4 separate regions of the Mus musculus genome follow, and all the other regions are linked to region 1. The links are chromatin loops, found by intact Hi-C in ENCODE. Cell type or tissue: left cerebral cortex. All regions are shown on one strand. Region 1 holds the start of Thap7 (THAP domain containing 7). Region 2 holds the start of Pi4ka (phosphatidylinositol 4-kinase alpha). Region 3 holds the start of Crkl (v-crk avian sarcoma virus CT10 oncogene homolog-like). Region 4 overlaps Crkl (v-crk avian sarcoma virus CT10 oncogene homolog-like).

The links. Hi-C counts contacts between places; a loop is a spot of excess contacts. Peaks named below come from ENCODE experiments on the same cell type or tissue, not always from the same donor. Only the 100,000 strongest peaks of a DNase experiment are listed, where the experiment ranks them.
Region 2: it touches region 1 in a loop (2.7-fold over the local background); 15 of 42 quality-filtered maps call a loop at or near these places.
Region 3: it touches region 1 in a loop (2.2-fold over the local background); 4 of 42 quality-filtered maps call a loop at or near these places.
Region 4: it touches region 1 in a loop (2.7-fold over the local background); 5 of 42 quality-filtered maps call a loop at or near these places.

Annotation. Positions count from the first base shown.
Region 1 is chr16:17,529,630-17,534,629 of GRCm38, forward strand. It overlaps Thap7 (THAP domain containing 7), which reads right to left and starts at 1,423. Exons shown (of 5, transcript NM_026909.2): 1 at 1,396-1,423; 2 at 1,149-1,228; 3 at 601-756. The coding sequence starts at 1,228. In left cerebral cortex, a CTCF peak has its summit at 2,846; DNase peaks (open chromatin) are centred at 1,192 and 1,423; H3K4me3 peaks cover 1,968 bases; H3K27ac peaks cover 1,724 bases.
Region 2 is chr16:17,401,519-17,406,518 of GRCm38, forward strand. It overlaps Pi4ka (phosphatidylinositol 4-kinase alpha), which reads right to left and starts at 4,347. Exons shown (of 55, transcript NM_001373955.1): 1 at 4,116-4,347. The coding sequence starts at 4,280. Snap29 (synaptosomal-associated protein 29) reads left to right here and starts at 4,482. Exons shown (of 5, transcript NM_023348.4): 1 at 4,482-4,841. The coding sequence starts at 4,605. In left cerebral cortex, CTCF peaks have their summits at 1,536 (motif pointing right) and 2,726; DNase peaks (open chromatin) are centred at 1,523, 2,920, 3,074, 3,874 and 1 more place; H3K4me3 peaks cover 2,752 bases; H3K27ac peaks cover 2,223 bases.
Region 3 is chr16:17,449,208-17,454,207 of GRCm38, forward strand. Crkl (v-crk avian sarcoma virus CT10 oncogene homolog-like) reads left to right here and starts at 2,778. Exons shown (of 3, transcript NM_007764.5): 1 at 2,778-3,581. The coding sequence starts at 3,271. In left cerebral cortex, no CTCF peak of the experiment used is centred here; a DNase peak (open chromatin) is centred at 2,736; H3K4me3 peaks cover 2,865 bases; H3K27ac peaks cover 1,588 bases.
Region 4 is chr16:17,472,022-17,477,021 of GRCm38, forward strand. All of the region lies in intron 2 of Crkl (v-crk avian sarcoma virus CT10 oncogene homolog-like), which reads left to right. Among named protein-coding and RNA genes, the nearest start is that of Aifm3, 17 kb to the right of the region's middle. In left cerebral cortex, a CTCF peak has its summit at 2,292 (motif pointing right); a DNase peak (open chromatin) is centred at 2,282.

The DNA.
Region 1 (5,000 bases):
GTGCTCGTAACCTCTGAGCCAGCTCTACTGATGTGTATGAATATTTTGCCTGCATGTACATATGTGTACCCGTGCCCTCAGAGGTAGATTGAACCCCAGTCCTCTGTAATGCTCTAAAATGGTTAAGCCATCTCTCCAGCCCTTCCACCTTATTTTTTTAAAGACAAGTTTCTCAACTCAACACAGGGCTCAACAACTCATCTAGACTAGCTTTTCCATAAGTCCTTGGGATCCCCTTTTTGTTTTGTCTTCTCCAGGACTGGGATTAAAGGAACAAGCAATCACATGTGGCTTTTTATTTGGGTCCTTGAATCTGAAATCAGGTCCTAATGCTTGCATACCACGTCTTTAGCAAAGGGGGCTATTTCCCCAGCCTGGAAAGCCTGATTTTCTCTAATGTCACTGGCACAGTGATCCTGGGATCATGCTTTAACTGTACAAAACTGGAAAGAGGCTTGGCACGCTTGACAACTGGTCTGCTTGTCTCTGAGCATGCCAGCGGATGTGCATGGACTCCACCAGGGCAAAGAGCTGCCTCGTTTGACCCACTGCTCTGATGCCTCACAACCTGTCCTGGTGTTAGCTGGCAGAAAGACCCACCTGATTCCCACCAGCTCAAAGCAGTTTTCCTCGAAGTGTTTGGAGCAGAAGTAGATGTACTCAGAGGTCGGATCCCACAGGCCCTGGCCGCTGGGGTCCAGCCGCTGACAGTTGGCCAGCCACAAGCCGCGCCTGGGGTTGTCTTTCTTGGGAAGTCTGCAGAGCCACAAAACCGTGAGCACCAGACTGTCTACAGTCCTGCGTTCAGGATGCCCAAGCTCCCCAAGCAAGAATGGCAGACCTCCCCGCGACCCTTTCAGATTACCACCCGCTGGGGGAAAGGAGAAACTGAGAACGAGAGAAAGAAAGGGGCCGGCTCAGCATCATCTAGCAGGAATGAGTCGGAGCTGTAAATCCAAGCCAGGTAAGCGTCCAGTCCTTTTTCCGGCTGGACTCGAGACTATGCGCCCTTCCCTGTCACCCTCCCGCTCACAAGTTCAAGCCTCACATCGACCTCGGGAAAGCGCCGTCTCCTGCGAGGCCTAAGGTGCGGCAACACCGGCGCCTGCGCTATGAGCCCTCGCGTGCCACTACGCACGCGCGCTGACCTGTGGAAGGAGATGCCGCGGTTGCGAGTCTCGCGCGTATCCCGTGTGCAGCAGCCGGCGGCGGAGCAGTGTCGCGGCATCTGGGGAAGGGGCGGGATCTGGGTGGTGGGCGGCAGTCGGGGGAGGACTGTCTTCACGCCCAACTGTCACTCCCTCCAGAGGGCCCGAGCCGGTCGGCTCCCCGAGGCCCGACCCCGTACCAGTCTTGTCCTAGCTCGTTCTATAGACTCCCGTCAGCGGTACTCACGGTCTTGCCATTGCTGCGCCGCCAAAATCTCGCGATGGGTGGATCGACGCGGAAGTTGGGAGCAGAGATACTCCGTCGCCCGTGGCGCGGGCCCCCAAGGGGCGGGACCGGAAGAGATCCTGGCGGGGCGGGCCACCGGATGTTGGGAGTGAGGGATGGCGATCGTCGCTCCCGAGTTGAGGTTTCTGCATCTGTAGTTTCGGGTCCCTGTTTTGTTTGAGCGTCTGTCGTTTGGACGAAGCAGCTGGGTGTGGTCTGTACTGCTCCCTGAACAACGTACGCGCACACTCTGGTTGAAAAAGATCCACCACCAAGAAAAACCTGGGCTCTTTACTGAAAGAACTCGGCCACGGACTGGTGGCTCAGCACTTGCTACCAACCCTGAAGATTGAATTTGATCCCCAGGACGCAACCTGCTGGAAGGAGAGAACCAACGTCCAGTAATTGTCCTTTGATCCCCATATACATGCACAAAATAAAATGTTAACGACACATTTAGAACATTTTCTTTTAATGGCCTTGTAAAGGCCTGGGTGAAGATAGTGACCTTATGGGAGGCCGTCCCAATATACTAAGTAGCAACTGTCCAGTTATCGGAATGTTCATTTTTCAAACCCTGAGACGCTAGCCGGTGTGTTCCGAGAGCACGGTTTCCCCAGTGATGCTTTGAAGGGGGATTTCTCTGACCACAGGATCAGGCGTTTTACATTCTAGGCTCACTTTTGTAGCAGGAACAAAGTCAGAAATGGGTTCCTTGGGTTTCTGCTGGGGGAAGAGAGGTGAACAATTACAATCTTGGGATGCAGAAGGGGAGGTTATGGGACTCCAGGCCTGAAGGGCACAAAGGCATACTTGATCTAAGTACCGGCGAGGTTGGGTAGCCTGTTATGCTCCTGTAGAGGAGTTGTCTTGGCTGAAAAGGTCATCGAAGCCCCTATTTAGTTGGTTTTGATTTTTCCTGATCTGTTGGAGGCATTCATCCCTATATAAAGCCTCCCATTGAAGGAATAGGGGGCAAGAAGGACCAACCGATGTGCTGGCTCAGTAGTGTACTTAGAGCTGCACAAGACTCAGAAGAATGGATTTGGCCCAGGGTGCATGAGTACCATCCTCCTTTTGATTGTCTAACCTCTTTTAATTCATTGGCCCAGTAGGGATACCAGTGTAGGGGCAGAGAGTAAGTGAGTTGAAAACATGGAAAACCCAGGTGTTACTTTATTTGTGCTGAAGTTTGGACGAATCTCTAATTTCACATAGTTGGTGGGTGTGGGAGGTAGAAGACAAAGAGCCTTCAAGAGTTCTATGAGTGTTCTTAGGGTGTGAGGGAGGCAGGAGGGGGCATAAGGCATCAGTGGGGCATAAAGAGGGTGTGTGTGGATGTGGCAGGTCATTTTCTAATATACTCAATGGCCTGTTCAAGGGCAGTGAGCTCCACCTAGGGGCAGTCTTCAGGGCGCTCCTCCACAAGATGTGGCCAGACAATAGACTTCACCTAGGTTAGAAGACTCCACCCTAGGTGGGCTAGGCAACTGTGGTAAAACAAGGTCTGATTCAGCCTGTTCAAGGCTAGCCCCGACCAAAAGAAGTTGCCCCTTCACCGTAGTCAGTCCCTTGCGATGCCTCAAATTGAAGGTAAAGGAAGAAGGAAGAACCAGCTGAGGATCCTCAGGTTGGGATGCTGATGTCCCTCAGAAGGAAATCCTTGCCATCTTCCGAGCATCCCTGTTTGAGCCCCAGATGTGGGTCCTTTGCTCCCGACTGGGCGTTGATCACTGGTGGTCTCAGGATGCAGAGGAGCTGGGGAGCAGGGTCTCAGGCAGTGGTGAGTATTTTATTGAAATAGTGGGGCTAACTGACGTAGCTCAAGTCAGAGGGAGGAGAGGTAAGTGTTGCAGCGGGGGCAGGGACCTTCCAAGTGTATTAGATTAGCAGACCACAGTCTGTCGGGGTAATCTTTTTTTTCCCACAGTGTAAAGGTTGTCTTTGTACTATTCAAATGTTGATTTCTGTACCGGTGACGAGTTGAGTGCTGGCTGGACTTTGGTATTGGTTATTTTTATGGATCATCACCTGCTTCAGTATTTTGTAAACATACACCTCCCTCACCTTTTGATTGGTTTAACAAAGATCTGACGGCCAGTAGCTGAGGCAGGAGAGGAGAGGCGGGACTTCTGGGCAGAGATGGACTCTGTTGGAAGAATCAAGTTGACACGGAGTCGCTCGGACTTAGTGAGTGAGAAAAAGGTAATAGGCCACGTTACAGACATGGATTTATTAAATTCATCAAGCTACACACCAGCCAGAATGGCTAAAATAAAAAATTCAGGTGACAGCAGATGCTGGCGAGGATGTGGAGAAAGAGGAACACTTCTCCATTGCTGGTGGGATTGCAAGCTTGTACAATCACTCTGGAAGTCAGTCTGGCGGTTCCTCAGGAAATTGGACATTATACTACCAGAAGATCCAGCAATACCTCTCCTGGGCATATACCCAGAAGATGTTCCAACTGGTAATAAGGACACATGCTCCACTATGTTCATAGCAGCCTTATTTATAATAGCCAGAAGCTGGAAAGAACCCAGATGTCCCTCAACAGAGGAATGGATACAGAAAACGTGGTACATTTGCACAATGGAGTACTACTCAGCTATTAAAAACAATGAATTTATGAAACTCTTGGGCAAATGGATGTATCTGGAGGATATCATCCTTAGTGAGGTAACCCAATCACAAAAGAAGTCACTAGATATGCACTCACTGATAAGTGGATATTAGCCCAGAAACTTAGAATACCCAAGATACAATTTGCAAAACACAAGAAAATCAAGAAGAAGGAAGACCAAAGTGTGGATACTTCATACCTCCTTAGAATAGGGAACAAAATACCCATGAAAGGAGTTACAGAGACAAAGTTTGGAGCTAAGACGAAAGGATGGATCATCCAGAGACTACCCTACCCGGAGAACCATCCCATAATCAGCCACCAAACCCAGACACTATTGCATATGCCAGCAAGATTTTGCTGAAGGGACCCTGATATAGCTGTCTCGTGTGAGGCTATGCCAGTGCCTGGCAAACACAGAAGTGGATGCTCACAGTCAGCTATTGAATGGAACACAGGGCCCCCTATGGAGGAGCTAGAGAAGATACCCAAGGAGCTGAAGGGGTCTGCAACCTTATAGGTGGAACAACAATATGAACTAACCAGTACCCCCAGAGCTCGTGTCTCTAGCTGCATATGTAGCAGAAGATGGCCTAGTCGGCCATCATTGGGAAGAGAGGCCCCTTGGTCTTGCAAACTTTATATGCCCCAGTACAGGGAAACTCCAGGGCCAAGAAGTGGGAGTGGGTGGGTAGGGGAGCAGGGCAGGGGGAGGGTATAGGGAACTTTCAGGATAGCATTTGAAATGTAAATAAGCAAAATACCCAATAAAATTTAAAAAAATAAATAATTTCATCAAACTAGCCTGGGAGGTAGCCCGCTATCATGCCTAAGCTTTTATAACTAATAGGCCCAAGCCTGATTTGGGTAGGGAGCGGGCCCCATTCCTGCTGTGCTCTCAGAGAGATGTCACAAGTATGGTGAAGCCTCTCTCTCTCTCTCT
Region 2 (5,000 bases), 130 kb before region 1:
AACTTTCTAAATTTAACAAGAGACCATGAAAAGAAACCCATGCTTCACTGAAGCTGGAGACATGAATCAGTGGCTAAAAGTACTGGCTGCTCTTCCAGAGGATGTGGGTTCAAGTCCCAGCAGATACATGGCAGCTTACAACCATCTGCACCTCCAGCTCCAGAGGATCTGAAGCCTCTTGTGGCCTCCATATGCACCAGGCATAAATGTGGTGCACAGACATGCAGGCAGGCAAAATTCCCACACATGTAATGGTTTTGTGGTTTTTTGTTGTTTTTATTTATTTGTTTATTTATTTATTGGTTTTGGTTTTTGAAGACAAGGTATCTCTGCGTAGTGCTGATTTTTTGGTTAGTCACATAGTCATCATATACTTAGCAACCATCAAACAGATCTCCAGAAGAAAAGAAGATATTTACATAAATCATATGCCATACACAAGAGACTTAAGGCACAACAAATCATGCTTATCAAACAGTTAATAGAAGTAACAGTTCAAATGCCCAAATTCTCAGATACCAGCCATGGGCCAAACTCACAAGCAACCCCTGCAAAGACAGTGGCCTTGGATCTGTTCTCTTAACTCTTTTGCATAAAGTGATTTCTAAGTACTTTCCAAAACAAGTGTTTTAGGAGATGCAGGGAAGTATTAATTAACTTTACATTATACTGTGATCTTGACAACCCAAGCAATTATGACAAAAAACAAAACTAACAGTTACAATTAAAGAATATCAAGGTTTTGTGTTGCATTGATTTGGTTAAGGGAATAAAATCGAGTGCCTTGTTAATGATAAGCAAGTGCTCCTCCAAGCACACTACTACTGACCTACATCCAGGGTTCCTATAATGTCCTTTTAATTGTTTTCTTTACATTTATCTAGCGTGTACATCTGTGTCTATCGTCTTACTCACCTTGCTATGTTTTTATGACTAAGGAACAAAAAGAAACAAGTTGAGTTCAAAGTGCACTTCTCAGTTGCTGAATGAAAAAGAAAGCTATTACTGCTAGAGATGCAGGACAATCTTAAGAATCGTCCACTTCAGGAGCTGGAGGGATGGCTTAGATGTTAGAGGCATAGGCTGGTCTTCCAGAAGACATGGTTTGATTCCCCACACACATGGTGACTCATAAACACCTATAACACTAGCCCCAGAGATTCTAATGCCTTCTTCTGGCCTCCATAGGCACACCATGCAAGTGGTGCACGAGCATATATGCAGCCCAAATACTCATACATATAATATAAAATAACTTGAAGAATCATCCAGTTCAGATTGACAAGATAACCAGGGGCCATTGTACCAAGACACTTGTCACCAAGCCTGAAGACCTGAGTTCAGAACCCACATGGTAGGTGGCAAAACAGTTTCCATGAGTTCTGCCCCGCCAATTCCCACTTCTCTAAATAAATGTAATAAATTGTTGTTGTTGCTTTAAGGTGTATTATTTTTATTTTATGTGCATTAGTGTTTTGCTTATGTGTGGATCTGTATATCATGTGCATGCAGTACCCATGAAGAACAGAAGAGGGCATCAGATCCCTAGAACTGGGGTTACAGACCATTGTGAACTACCATGTGGGTACTGAGACTTGAACCTGGATCCTCTTGGAGAGCAGCAAGAGCTCTTAACTGCTGAAATATTTCTCAAGCTCATCCTAGGATGGTTTTTATTCATATCTTTTTATTGATCTTCCTAACACCCCTACCAAGACCTGTTCTGTGGTTTGGTTTTTGGTTTTTGCAAGAGAAAATCAACACGTGGAACTGACCTGTCCAGTTGTACTTGTGTAATGGCACTCACCTTCAACCCCAGCACTTGGGAAGCAAGCAGGTGGAGCTCTGTGAGTTAAAGGCTAGCTTAGTCTACTCAGGAATTCTAGAAAAGCTATATTGTGAGATCCTGTCTCCACCAAAAGGATGGGGGGAAGAAGGGGTGTTTGCTCAGTTCATGAAGGCACATGCAGTCAAGCCTGACAACCCACATGGTGGGAGGAGAGAACTGTTACCTGCAAGTTTGTCCTGTGACCTCCACATGCCCATTATAGTATATAACAAACGAACAAACAAACAAACAAAGATGAGGGGCTGGACAGATAGCTCAGCTGTTAGGAACACTGGCTGCTCTTCCAGAGGACTCAGATTTGATTCCCTGCATCGATGTGGTTGTTCACATGATTCCAATTCCAAGGGATCCAATGATGCCTTCTTCTGACCTCTGCAAGCACTGACACATATGGTGTACAGAACACATATGCAGGCAAAACACTCATACACATAAAACAAAAAAGAAGTTTAAAAATACAAGTAATAAGGGAATGTAAATTTAGATGGTCTTACCATTCAAACTCATAGTCTTACACACACACACACACACACACACACACTGCTGTCTTTCCCTGCTTGAGTCAGGATCTTGATATGTTGCCTAAGTTGCACCACAAGTCCTAAACCATCTTTTATTTTTTAATTTAAAAATGTTGGGGGATGGAGAGATGACTCAGCACTTAAAAATACTGACTGCTCTTCCAAAGGTGCTGAGTTCAAATCCCAGCAACCACATAGTGGCTCACAACCATCCATAATGAGATCTGATGCCCTTTTCTGGTGTGTCTGCAAACAGCTACAGCATAATTATATAATAAATAAATAAATCTTCTTAAGATGTTGTTATTATTTATTTGTGCTTGTATGTGCTCATGCATGCAAGTGCCCATGGACACCACAAGAGGACTTTCTGATGCCCTAAAACTGGAGTTACCTTCAAACATTCAAGCAGTCCTAAGCTGCCAGACATGAGTACTGAGATACCAACTCCCTGAGTGAACAACAACTCCTCAGCACCTCTGCGGATACTGGGCTGTTCCTGAGTAGCATGGACTACAGGTGCATGCTACCATGTCCAGTCTGTATTCATTCTTTAGCCAGAAGTCGGGTTGGCATTAGATCTTCCAGAACCTGTTCACCTTGCAGGTAGGTGATACAATCAAGTTTGAAAACTTACAAGGTCAAAGACCAGGTCACTCTGCCTTTCCACTTTTACCCATCAGCGCGCAGGTGCACATGTCACCCAGGTTCTTTCCATCTTTCAGAAAGTTGAATGGACAGACAGCCCCCTCCCTTCAGTGCTAACATACTGTGCTGAGTCTATTTACACATTCCTGGGCGAAAAGCAGCTGACTATTATTGTTCATCCACGTTGTGCCTGGCCTTAATATGTAAACTCATCAAAGCTTCACAGGTTTTATAGATAAGCAAATAGGCTGTTAGCATGCAAGTTTCTTCCTCAAGACTGCACACAGAAATTGTAAATTTAGTCAGCTCTGACTAAAATCTGTCTTCTTCCTATCACAACATCCTTTTGTTGTTGTTTGGTTTTTGGGTTTTTTTTTTCCCCTAAAAGAAAGCGGTTAGCCTCCTTAATCCTGGGGTTCTACCCTTCACCACCCACCCAGTTCACCTCTTATCCCAGGTCCAAGCATATCTTTTATCTTCCAAGATAAGGACTGGCGTGTCTTTCTCTTCTGAAGCAATCCTGAATTTAGTTCTCTGTCTACTAACAGTCCACTGCATATTCCTGCCACTGCATCTTCTCGAAACTCATCATCTTTTGATCCAGTCTAACGCTACCATCTCTTAAATAATAATACGATTTGCATAGCTGTCCTTCTCCACAATCCAGTGAGAAGGGCAAAAAGTGTGTAGGGGAGGAGGGCGTCCCATTTCATGAGAAAGACACCTCTCCAAGGTCATTGAATGAAAACAAAAAATCGGGACCAAAAGCCCGGATTGGACTCTTGGTCCTTGGCTCATCCTACCACGCCTCACAGGCAGTCACGATGCTGCCACAACCCCCGCGCCTGAGATGTCACAGCGGTAGTCCGCCCGCCCACAGCTCACTGCCCTCCCACTCCCACCGGTACCAGACCTCCCAGCGTCCTGTCGACTTCCCGACTCCTCTCTTCACCAGAACCCTCTCCCACCGACCTCCCTACATCGCTGCCACCTCTATTCAGGAGCCCCTCTCTAGTCGCAAGTAGCCTTCTCAGACCCAGCAGCGTCCCGCCGCTTCGCCACCTCAGGCCCCTCCTCCTGTCAGTACGCAGGGTTACCTTCTCCAAGGATGCTGGTCTCTGCACAGCCAGGGAGCGGGCCAGTGAAAGTACTGTGTTGAAATAAAAGCCTCGAGAGGTGCTGGAGCCAGAGCTGGACCCCGAGCCGCCGCCGCCGCCGCCGCCGCCACCGCCGCCTCCTCCCCGGGCCCCAGCAGCCGCCATCACAGCGCACGCCCCGGCGCAGGCGGCTGGGTTCACAGCTCTGGGCTCGCCACCACCGGTCCTTACTGCGCAGGCGCAGAGGCGGCCGACTTCCCGGCCACCTGACCACCTGACTCCTCCCCTCTCCCCTCCCCCGCACTGGGTGGGGCCTGGTCCCCCTCTGCCGCTCCGCCGCCGGGTTGGCTCTGGAGGCGGGGCTCTAGCGCAGTGCTGGCGGAAGTAGTGCGCGCGGCGTCCACAGTGAATCCGCCCGCCGGCGCTGGGCTATCGACTCCTCGCTCAGCAACCCCTCCTGCTTCCTAGGTGCAGGCCGTCTCCCGCACCATGTCTGGCTATCCTAAAAGCTATAATCCTTTCGACGATGACGTGGAAGAGGAAGACACCCGGCCCGCGCCGTGGAAGGACGTCCGCGACCTGCCTGACGGCCCCGACGCGCCCATTGACAGGCAGCAGTACCTGAGACAGGAGGTGTTGCGCAGGGCCGAGGCTACCGCTGCCAGTACCAGCAGGTCCTTGTCTCTCATGTATGAATCGGAGAAGATCGGAGTCGCCTCTTCCGAGGTGAGCCTGGGGCAGAACTGAGCTAAACCGGCCAATCAATGCGTTATAAAAACGGGATGAAGAAATATTTTGTTTACGATCTTTTGGTATTTTTCTAATTGCCTACCGTAAGTTCATGGACATAGTGTAAAGAATTATGTATCAGGATCACCTGATGTT
Region 3 (5,000 bases), 80 kb before region 1:
TAGGCAGCATTGTGCCAAGCCAAAATACAAATCTTTTTTTTCAAGATTCCAACGTTATTTTTTCCTAAAATATAAATCTTCTTTGTTGTTGTTGTTGTTGTTGTTTGTTTGTTTGTTTTTCGAGACAGGGTTTCTCTGTGTAGCACTGGTTGTCCTGGAACTCACTTTGTAGACCAGGCTGGCCTCAAACTCAGAAATCTGCCTGCCTCTGCCTCCCAAGTGCTAGGATTAAAGGCATGAGCTACCACACCTGGCTTATAATATAAAATTTTAAAAAATAAATAGGGAGGGCTGGAGAGATGGCTCAGCGGTTAAGAGCACCGACAGCTCTTCTGAAGGTCGCAAGTTCAAATCCCAGCAACCACATGGTGGCTCACAACCATCCGTAATGAGATCTGATGCCTCTTTTGGGTGTCTGAAGACAGCTACAGTGTACTTACATATAATAATAAATCTTTAAAAAAAATAAATAGGAAGAGAGTGGCATGAAATATCCTGTTCTAGTCATGACATGGTAGTGGCCCTCATGAACTCACAGCTGGTTTTCTGCACAGGATCAAGCCCATCTTCAGAATTCTCAGGAAAAAAGCCAGGTGTGTTGGTATGTGTTTGTGATATCAATGTTGGAATGCAGAGGCAGTTACAACTTTGCCATTCACTGCTTAGCCAGCCTAATCTACCTGGTGGGCCCTATACCAATGAGAAAGCCTATCTCAAAAACATGATGTTGCCTATGCTGGCTTCGAACTTTCCATCCTCCTGCTCAACCTCTGAGAGAGCTAAGATCATAAGCCTGTGTTATTTTTTCTTCTTTTTGTGGCAGGGTATTTTTAATGTACCACCACTGGCCTGTGTGTTAATATATAGACCAGGATGGCCTCAAACTTGGAACTAATTGAATCCTGCCTCTGCCACAAGAGAGCTGGGATTATACATGCACCACCAGAGCTGGCTAGAAGATAAGTCCTGGAGGTCTCATGGTGAGGCACAGAATGACTGAATAGCCCATCTAGTCACTGATTTGAACTTCAACCATGAGTTGAACTCAGTCAAATTAAATATCTGAGCTATACAAATTTCACTTGCGACTAGAGCAATATGAAAGCATGTTTTTATTTATGTGTGTGTTGTGTGAGTGCAGGCATGTGTATTACCACTCTACACAGAATTTTAGAGGACACCTTAAGTTGATTGTCCTTCCATCTTCAGACCCAGGGATCCAATTCAGGTGTTTAGGCTTGGCTGGCAAGAGCTTACTTCCTGAGACATCTTCCTAGCCCCCATGAAGCATCTCTGGTTATGCCAAGTTACAAAAAGGCACTAGACCTTGACATTTTCCCCTTCGCTTACTTACCACTGGGATGGAATCACCAGTTATTACCCTACAATCTAAGAATTGCTAAACATGGGAAATGTAAACGGCCAGAACAAGACTTTAGTGATAGAGATCTAAGTAGGAGTTCTCCTGTATTCCTCACTTTTGAGATTTCTCCCTCCCCTAACTTCCTCCCCATTTTTGTTGGGTTTCATAGAGCTCAGCTGCCTTGAACTCATGATCCTCCTGCCTCCATCTCCTAGTGATGGGATTATTGGTATGTGTCACCACCACTGGCTTGGGACATGCCTTCCTGTTTATCTAATTTGGGAATGCTATGACCAATAATCCAGCATCTGTTTTTGTGGTGATTTTTCACAATAGTCATTCATTTAACAAATTTCTGATCATTCAAGACTAGATGTGGATTTAAGGCAGGCAAAATATAGGTAAATAAGACAGTATTCTGTGGTATTAAAATTTCATCCTAGCCTGTTGGTGGTCAGAGTTAGTTCCAGGACAGCCAGGGCCACACAGAGAATTCCTATCTTGATAGATAGATAGATAGATAGATAGATAGATAGATAGATAGGCCGGGCAGTGGTGGCGCATGCCTTTAATCCCAGCACTTGGGAGGCAGAGGCAGGCGGATTTCTGAGTTCGAGGCTAGCCTGGTCTACAAAGTGAGTTCCAGGACAGCCAGGACTACACAGAGAAACCCCGTCTCTAAAAAACCAAACAAATAATTAAATAAATAGGTACTAGTCGGGTTGGAGGGAGAAATATGTCAAGGGAGGCAGAGCTGAAACTGAGCAACGTGGAATGGCAGGAAATGAACTGTTGCAGAGCAACAGGCTTCAGGCCAGACACAGGTGTTGCATTTCACTTGTTACACTTTACAGCCGGTAGTGTCCAGTCATCCTCACCAACACACTGTCCTCCTCGTAAAGTATTAGTCAAACTGATCTTCACCATCATTCCACGTGTACCAAGGAGGATCACCTAGGGCAGGCGTTATTTGATAGGTTATTCAGTAACCTATTTGATGGTCACCTCACTCCCTAGGTCATGCCCTTCCTGAGCCACCTGATTTACCAGGGCCTTCTGGCTCGCAATCATCTGACGGCCACGCCTTCTTGGCCGGACACTCAGCAACCACTCTACGCTTTGTTCACAGAAACAGGTTTTCAAAACGCTGTTCCCTCTCGGCTCCAGCTGTTTTCCTGCCAAGCCCGGGAAGCCTGACAGCAGCAGCTTCTCGGCGGCTGCTTTGCGGTCCAGGAAGGGCCTGACCCTCTGCCTCCTCCCGGAACGCGGGAGCCCGCGCGAGTGGCTCACGCTGGGACCCTCGCGAACGCACTCCTGATTGGCAGCGCCCAGTGACGTCAAAGGAAGGGCCTCCGCGGTGGAGGGGGTAGAGCCCAGCTCCGCGCGTGCGCAGATTGAATGCGCTGGACCAAGGGGGAGGTGCCCGGCTGCTTCTCCCGCGTCCGCCATTTTGTTGCTGTGGCTATTGGGAGCGGGCTGGGTAAGACTGCTCGGGAGGCGCGACTCTTGTTGGAGTGCGGTGCTTCGTGTGACCGCGGGGATCGGTGCAGGCTCTTGAGGCTGTGGAGCCGGCGGCGGGTTCCAGGACAGAAGTCACTGGAGCCTCCCCTGTACTCCGGCCAGCTGAGAAGCCCGAGGCGGCCTCCGCTACTGCTCAGCTTCGCCCACCTCGACCCCGGGGCTTTGCCCAGTGTTCCCGGACCGGCTCTCCGTGAGGCGGCCCGGTGCAGGAGGGCGGTGGCGGAGGATGCTGCGGGGCCCGGAGCCTAGAGGAACGTCCTGACCAAGCCCTCTGATTGTTCCTCGAAGTGTTCTGAGAGGCCCTTCCTCGACCCCAAAGCCGACAGCGGGTAAAGGCTTCCCAAGCAAGAGAGCCGCAGACGCCGCCCATCCCCGAGCCCAACACCATGTCCTCCGCCAGGTTTGATTCTTCAGACCGCTCTGCCTGGTACATGGGGCCAGTGACTCGCCAGGAGGCGCAGACTCGTCTCCAAGGCCAGCGCCATGGCATGTTCCTAGTCCGGGACTCATCTACCTGCCCCGGGGACTATGTACTGTCCGTGTCCGAGAACTCGCGTGTCTCGCACTACATCATCAACTCCCTGCCCAACCGCCGCTTTAAGATCGGGGACCAGGAGTTTGACCATTTGCCGGCCTTGTTAGAGTTCTACAAGATCCACTACCTGGACACTACCACCTTAATCGAACCGGCGCCCAGGTACGCGAGCTCCTGCCCTTCTCCGGTTCAGAACTTGACCGGATGCGAAGGGTCGGTCAAAGATTAAATTTTGGGGGTAGGGTAGGGGATAGAACTCCTTTTCCTCATTCTAAATCAGAAGACATTCGGATTATAAGGCCAATATCAGGATCTGGGTCATTGGATGAAAGGATGCATTTTATTTAGACATTTAGCAGTGCTGCTTGCATTGTTTAAATGCACCCCTAACCCCCCACATATATACACAGTTTTGCCACTTTACTTGACTGTAATACTAATGCAGAATGCTTATTAACGACGCTAAAAATATAGACTTCCTTGAGATTCTGAAGATAGCCATGACTCCTCCTTTCTCGAAATTCTTGTACACCATTTAAGGTTTTTGTAACTCCTGCATTTTTCAACTAACTTTAGGTTACAAAGTGGCCTTCGGCCTTTGGAATAATCCTTAAAATGGATCGAAAGTGTAGAAATCTCAGAATCTGATTCTCTAGCACTCATTTTTAAAACTGGGATTACCAAGAGAAGACAGTGGGATTATATTTGAAGAAATTTGTATCCTCACCGTTCCTTCCTCAGGGGTGGGAAGTGTATTTACCTAAATTCTACATTAATTCAATTTTAGTTTTTTTTTTTTTTGTAATTAAGTCTAGTGGTTTAACATATGCTTTAAAGACCCCTAAGTAGAGCTAGCTGAGATAGATACACACCCCTAGTCCCCTAAGGAAAGAGGACCTTGATTCCAAGTCAGACTGAGCTGTAGCAAGACCCTGTCTTAAAGAGAAAGATATTGATCCCCAAGTGTTCTCTTTTTCAAGTAAAATGCATTATTTTATAATTTGCTTTAATTTCCCTAACGAATATCATCAAATGATACAGTGTGAATTGAAAAGGTGTCTAGAGACTTTAAAAGATATTTTCCTGCCCAGTTTATTTCTAAGCTATTTTCTAAAAAAAGAATTAAAGGCTGATTTAGATTTTTCAGGGTGAGGCGACTTCATAAAGGTGAAATTTGCTCTGAACTTTGAAAATGAAAAGATACTATAATTAATTAAGGGCACCTACTTAAATCCAAAGAGTTTCTTCTTTAGGATAGAATAATGAAGGTGGGGTGGTTAACCGTTGCCAGACCGAGTGGATTTTAGGAAGTGTGGAGAAGGCTAAGCCTGATGATGAGTGAGGGGAAGTGTTTGCAGTGAAAGCTGGGTGACCTACCTGCCTTTGGTTCCCACCAGGGGAATGTGAACAGAGAGCCCACCCCCACAGAGTTGTCCTTTAGCCTCCGTGTGCTGAGTGAGTACTCACACACAAAGAATTGTTAAAAATGTAAAACACAGAAAAGTGACTGTAAAAAGTGATGTGTTATCCAGATGAGAATATAAAATTCTGTGAAACACGAAGTTCCTAGTAGATGCTGGC
Region 4 (5,000 bases), 58 kb before region 1:
TATCTCTTCTTACAGCAGGGACCACGATTGAGGAGGAATCCAGTTATGTTTAGAGCAGGAAAGAAACAGAGTAAGGATGAATACCTGTAATCCCAGCACTCAAGAGGCTGAGGCAGGAGGGGTGGGAGTTGGAAGTCTAATTGGCAGATTAGGCTTCCACCACAGTGAAACATGAGTGCTCTCATTCTTGCCCCCTTCCCATCTCACACACAGGCACACACTTCTTATTTATTAGAAGACAGGATCTCTCTCTTACGTAGTTCTGGTTGTCCTAGACTTGCTATATAGACAAGGCTGCACTCACAGATACCCACCTGCCTATGCTGCCGAGGTGCTAAGATTAAAGGCATGTGCTACCATACTCAGCTCTATATTGTTTGATTATTTTAGCATTTTATGTGTATGGGTGTTTTGACTATGTTTCCTTTACATATGTCTGTTCACCATGTAGATGCAATGCCCTCTGAGGCTAGAAGATGATCTTGGATCCCCTGGAACTAAAGTTAACAGTCAGTTGTGAGGCACCATGGCGGGGGCGGGGCGGGGGGGGTGCGTATGGACACGTGGGTCCTCTGGAAGAGCAGCCAGTGCTCTTAACTGCTGAGCATTTCTCCATCCTCCATCCACCCCTCTTGAGTAGTCCTCACCTCACCACTTCTGGATAGCATGGATGCTTTGCCTGTTAATACCTTCCAGCTTGGTTCTGAGTGTGATAGCACATACTTAACAATCCTAGCACTGGAGAGGTAGAGGCAAGATTAGGAGCTGGAGGACAGGCTAGATGATAAGAGACCCTGTTTCAGCCTTTCAAGATACTTGTCATCTTAAACTAGGACGCAGAATACATTAGACCATTGGCTGTTGTTGCTAGGATAAGAGCTTGCAGGCCCTTGTTTGTTGAACTCTGATTCTGAGTTGTTTGCGTGTTTGTTTTTCTTTTCTAGACAGGATTTCACTATGCATCCCAGGCTGGCCTCAAGCTCCTGCCTCAGCATCCTTGAGTGCTAAGATTATCAGAATATACTAACCATGCCTGGCTTTTTAAAAATATATATTATTTATTTAATGTATATGAGTACACTGTAGCTGTCTTCAGACACACCAGAAGAGAGCATCAGATCCCATTACAGATGGTTGTGAGCCACCATGTAGTCGCTGGGAATTTAACTCTGGACCTCTGGAAGAGCAGTCAGTGCTCTTAACCACTGAGCCATCTCTGCAACCCTAACCATATACCTGGCTTGATCTTTTATTGTAAGATAGTGTTTTAGAGATCAGTGTCTGCTATATGGTGCATTCTTTGGAATGTGCAGAGTAGGGTTGGAGGTGTAGTAGAGGGATGGCCTGAGTAGGAGAGCCAGATGAATGATGTAGTTTTTAAGATGACTTACACACTTGGCCATTACACATCTCCCTAGACTCTCAGCCCCCATTTCTCACCAAACCTTCATCATCATTTGCTCTGTGTGATGCTTCACTGCAAGAATATGTTGGTGGAACCACTGAGGATATTTCCTATCAAGCTGTAACATAAGAAATAGTGTTTCTCTGCCTGTCTGATCTTGTTAAAAGCAATTCTCTTGGGACTGTTGCAACTAGGTTATTGGGGAAAGTATTAAAATTAAGTTGAGGAACAGTGGGAAAAGTAGGGCAACATGTGCCAGTAATTGGAACTTTATTATTCCTTTAGCTAGTGTCAGGGAGAAGAAGAGTGGCGTTGCTGAGCAGTATTCTCTGAATATTTCAAAGATGTTTGTTTTGTTCTTCCCTGAAAAATAGTCTTTGAGAGTAGGAATGTAGCTCAGCCCTCAGTTTGATTTTCAGCTCTACAGAGTTTAAATATATAAGTTGACTTTTGAAAGAGTCCCTGCAAATAGAGACAATTTAAAAAGTGTTAGCTGTTTTCTTCTGGCTTCTTCTTAAGCAGTGACCCATGTAAGAAGTGGAGGTGTGTGTCCTCAATCCTTGAAGACGGTAGCTCTAGCCAGGTCTGTTGGTGCGGAACTGTACTCCTAGTAACTTGAGAGGCTGAAGCAGAAAGATAGGTTAAAGCTAGCCTAAGCAACTAACTCAGTGAGGTCTTGTCCCAGAAAGTGCCACCTGATTTCACTCAGGATGGATGGATGGATGGAAGACAGACAGACAGACAGAGAGACAGCAGAGCTCTCCCTGGCCTCAGTGGAGCTACAAGGGGCTGCTGTGAAAGCTCATCATATGCCCAGGAAAGTTCCCAGATTGATGAAAGCAATCTAGCCTGCCTGCAGTTGTAGTACCTCCCAGAGGCCAGAAGAGGGTGTCAGATCCTCTGGCCCTGGAGTAACAAGCAATTGCAACCTAAAAGATCTTTAATCAAAAGATAATAGCTGGAGCTGAAGAAATGTGCTGTTGTTACAGAATATTTGTAGTCAAAGTTCCTTATCTGAGAAGTGAAATTGTGAAGAAGGTTGGACCTATTTTAAATCCTGGCACTTTTTTTTGTTTGTTTGGCTGGTCTTTTGTTTTTGAATTTTTGAGAGAGGGTTTCTCTGTGTAGCCCTGGCTGTCCTGGAACTTGATATATAGACAGGCTAACTTCACACTCACCTGTCTCTGCCTTCCTAGTGCTGGGATCAAAAGTGTACTTAAAGGTTGACTTTTATTGGTATAGTTTTGGGCAAATTACTTAAGTTTTCTAAACAACCTGGCTCAAAAAAGTGACATTTGCCCATAAGTTATCCATCCATGTAACCAGCTGGTAGTGATGTATATACCAAGGAGCTCACAGTGTGAACAAAGGGACGATAGAGAAGAGTGTGGAGGTAGATGTTGGTCTGGAAAGGTTTTCTGGAGAAGGCACCCCTTGAACTGAGTTTTGAAGGATGAGTTGAGCAAACTGGTAAAGCAGGAAAGACAGGGGAAAGAGTAAGCATGGAGGGCCTTGACACACTACAGAGCAGCCACCTGGGGTGACAGAGAGAGCCTTGACACCACAGAGCAGCCACCTGGGGTGACAGAGAGAGCAGGTGGGAGAAAGGGCCCATGTGGCAAAAGGCAGCAGGGGAGCGGCTTGTACAGATTATAAAAGAGCCAGGGAGACTTAACTTTCTTCTAGGCATTGCTTTAATTTGAAGCATGAAATACCCAGTTTCTCAAAACTGGTTTTAGGGATTGTACCTCCTTGTTAATTTTAAATTTCACAGAAAATGCTTTATTTCCTTCTAAAGATGCTCTCACTCATTCTAGTATTTGTTTATTACAAAAAAGAAAGGGAAGAGCGAGGTGTCGTGGTGCACACCTACAGACCCAGCACTTGGTCAGCAGCAGCCGGGGATGGTCCTGGGCTACATGAATATCTAAATGGAGCTTCAGCCACAGAGCCTGTATGATAAAGGTTAAGAAACATGGTTGAGGAGATAGTAATATGTGTCCTTTGCAGTGGTGAAGGCCTGAGTCTGAGCCTTAGACTCCACACAGGAAGCTGGAGTGGCATCTGTGCCTACAGTTTCAGTGATGGTGAGGTGAGAGGCAGAGACACATTTACCCCTGCAGGGTCCCTGCCAGCTAGTCTAGTCCACGAGAGACTCTAGCTCAAATCACAGGTAGAAAATGCTGAAGAGGGCTGGTGAGATGGCTCAGTGGGTAAGAGCACCCGACTGCTCTTCCGAAGGTCTGAAGTTCAAATCCCAGCAACCACATGGTGGCTCACAACCATCTGTAACAAGATCTGACGCCCTCTTCTGGAATGTCTGAAGACAGCTACAGTGTACTTACATATAATAAATAAATTAAAAAAAAAAAAATGCTGAAGAATGGCACCCAGGATTGTCTTCTGACCCCCACACACAACAATTGGTTATTCCTGCTGTTCTATAGGAATTAGTTAGGATACAATCTGTGCATGGAGAGTATCCCATGTCACAAGCTTCAAGTAATATAAAGTGGCTCAGAATAGACTTTGCAAAATTGAGGAGAAATTAAGTTGTAATGATTCCTTAGAGCTTAGTCCAACATCTCACAGGTATTTTGACTTTCTACAATGTCTAACTCCACTGACCCTTCAACAGAATTAATTAACAGACAAGAACCTGGGACACTGTAGTGAACAAAAGCCTTCAAAAACATGAGGACGGGCACTCAAACAGGGCAGAAACCTGGAGGCAGGAGCTGATGCTATGGACCTATGGAAGAATACTGCTTACTGTCTTACTCCTCAGCCTGCTCTCTTGTAGACCCCAGGACCACCTGCCCATAGCTGGCATCACCCACAATGGTCTGAGCCCTCCCCCATCAATCACTAATTAAGAAAATTCCCAGGCTAGAGAGAGATGGCTCGGTGGTTAAGAGCACTGACTGCTCTTCCGAAGGTCCTGGGTTCAAATCCCAGCAACCACTTGGTGGGTCACAACCATCTGTAATGAGATCTGATGCCCTCTTCTGGTGTGTCTGAAGACAGCTACAGTATACTTACATATTATAATAATAAATAAATCTTTTTTTTTTTTTTTGGTTTTTTGAGACAGGGTTTCTCTGTATAGCCCTGGCTGTCCAGGAACTCACTTTGTTGGGCTGGAGCGAGCAGGGCCAGAGTGAGCAGAAGTTCTGAGTTCAATTCCCAGCAACCACATGATGGCTTACAACCATCTGTACAGCTACAGTGTACTCATATACATAAAATAAATAGATCTTTAAAAAAAGAAAAGAAAAGTGCCCTACAGGTTTGACTACAGCCCTATATTAGGGAGGCATTGTCTTAATTGAGGTTGCCTCCTCTCAGATGACTCAGCTTCTGTCAAGTTGACATAAGACTAGCCTGCACTCCTGGTTTATACAGTACTAGGAATCAAACCCAAGTCTTTGTGTGTGCTAAGTAATATCTTATACTATCCCCTCACAAAGCGATTTTTAAAAGAAACAGATATTTATACTAAGGTCTTCTGTGCAGCTTCTCCTCTGATATCTTTTGTTCACTAATCTCTTCTGGCATTTTGTCCAGGTTGATTTTAAGCACATCTATAGAATTT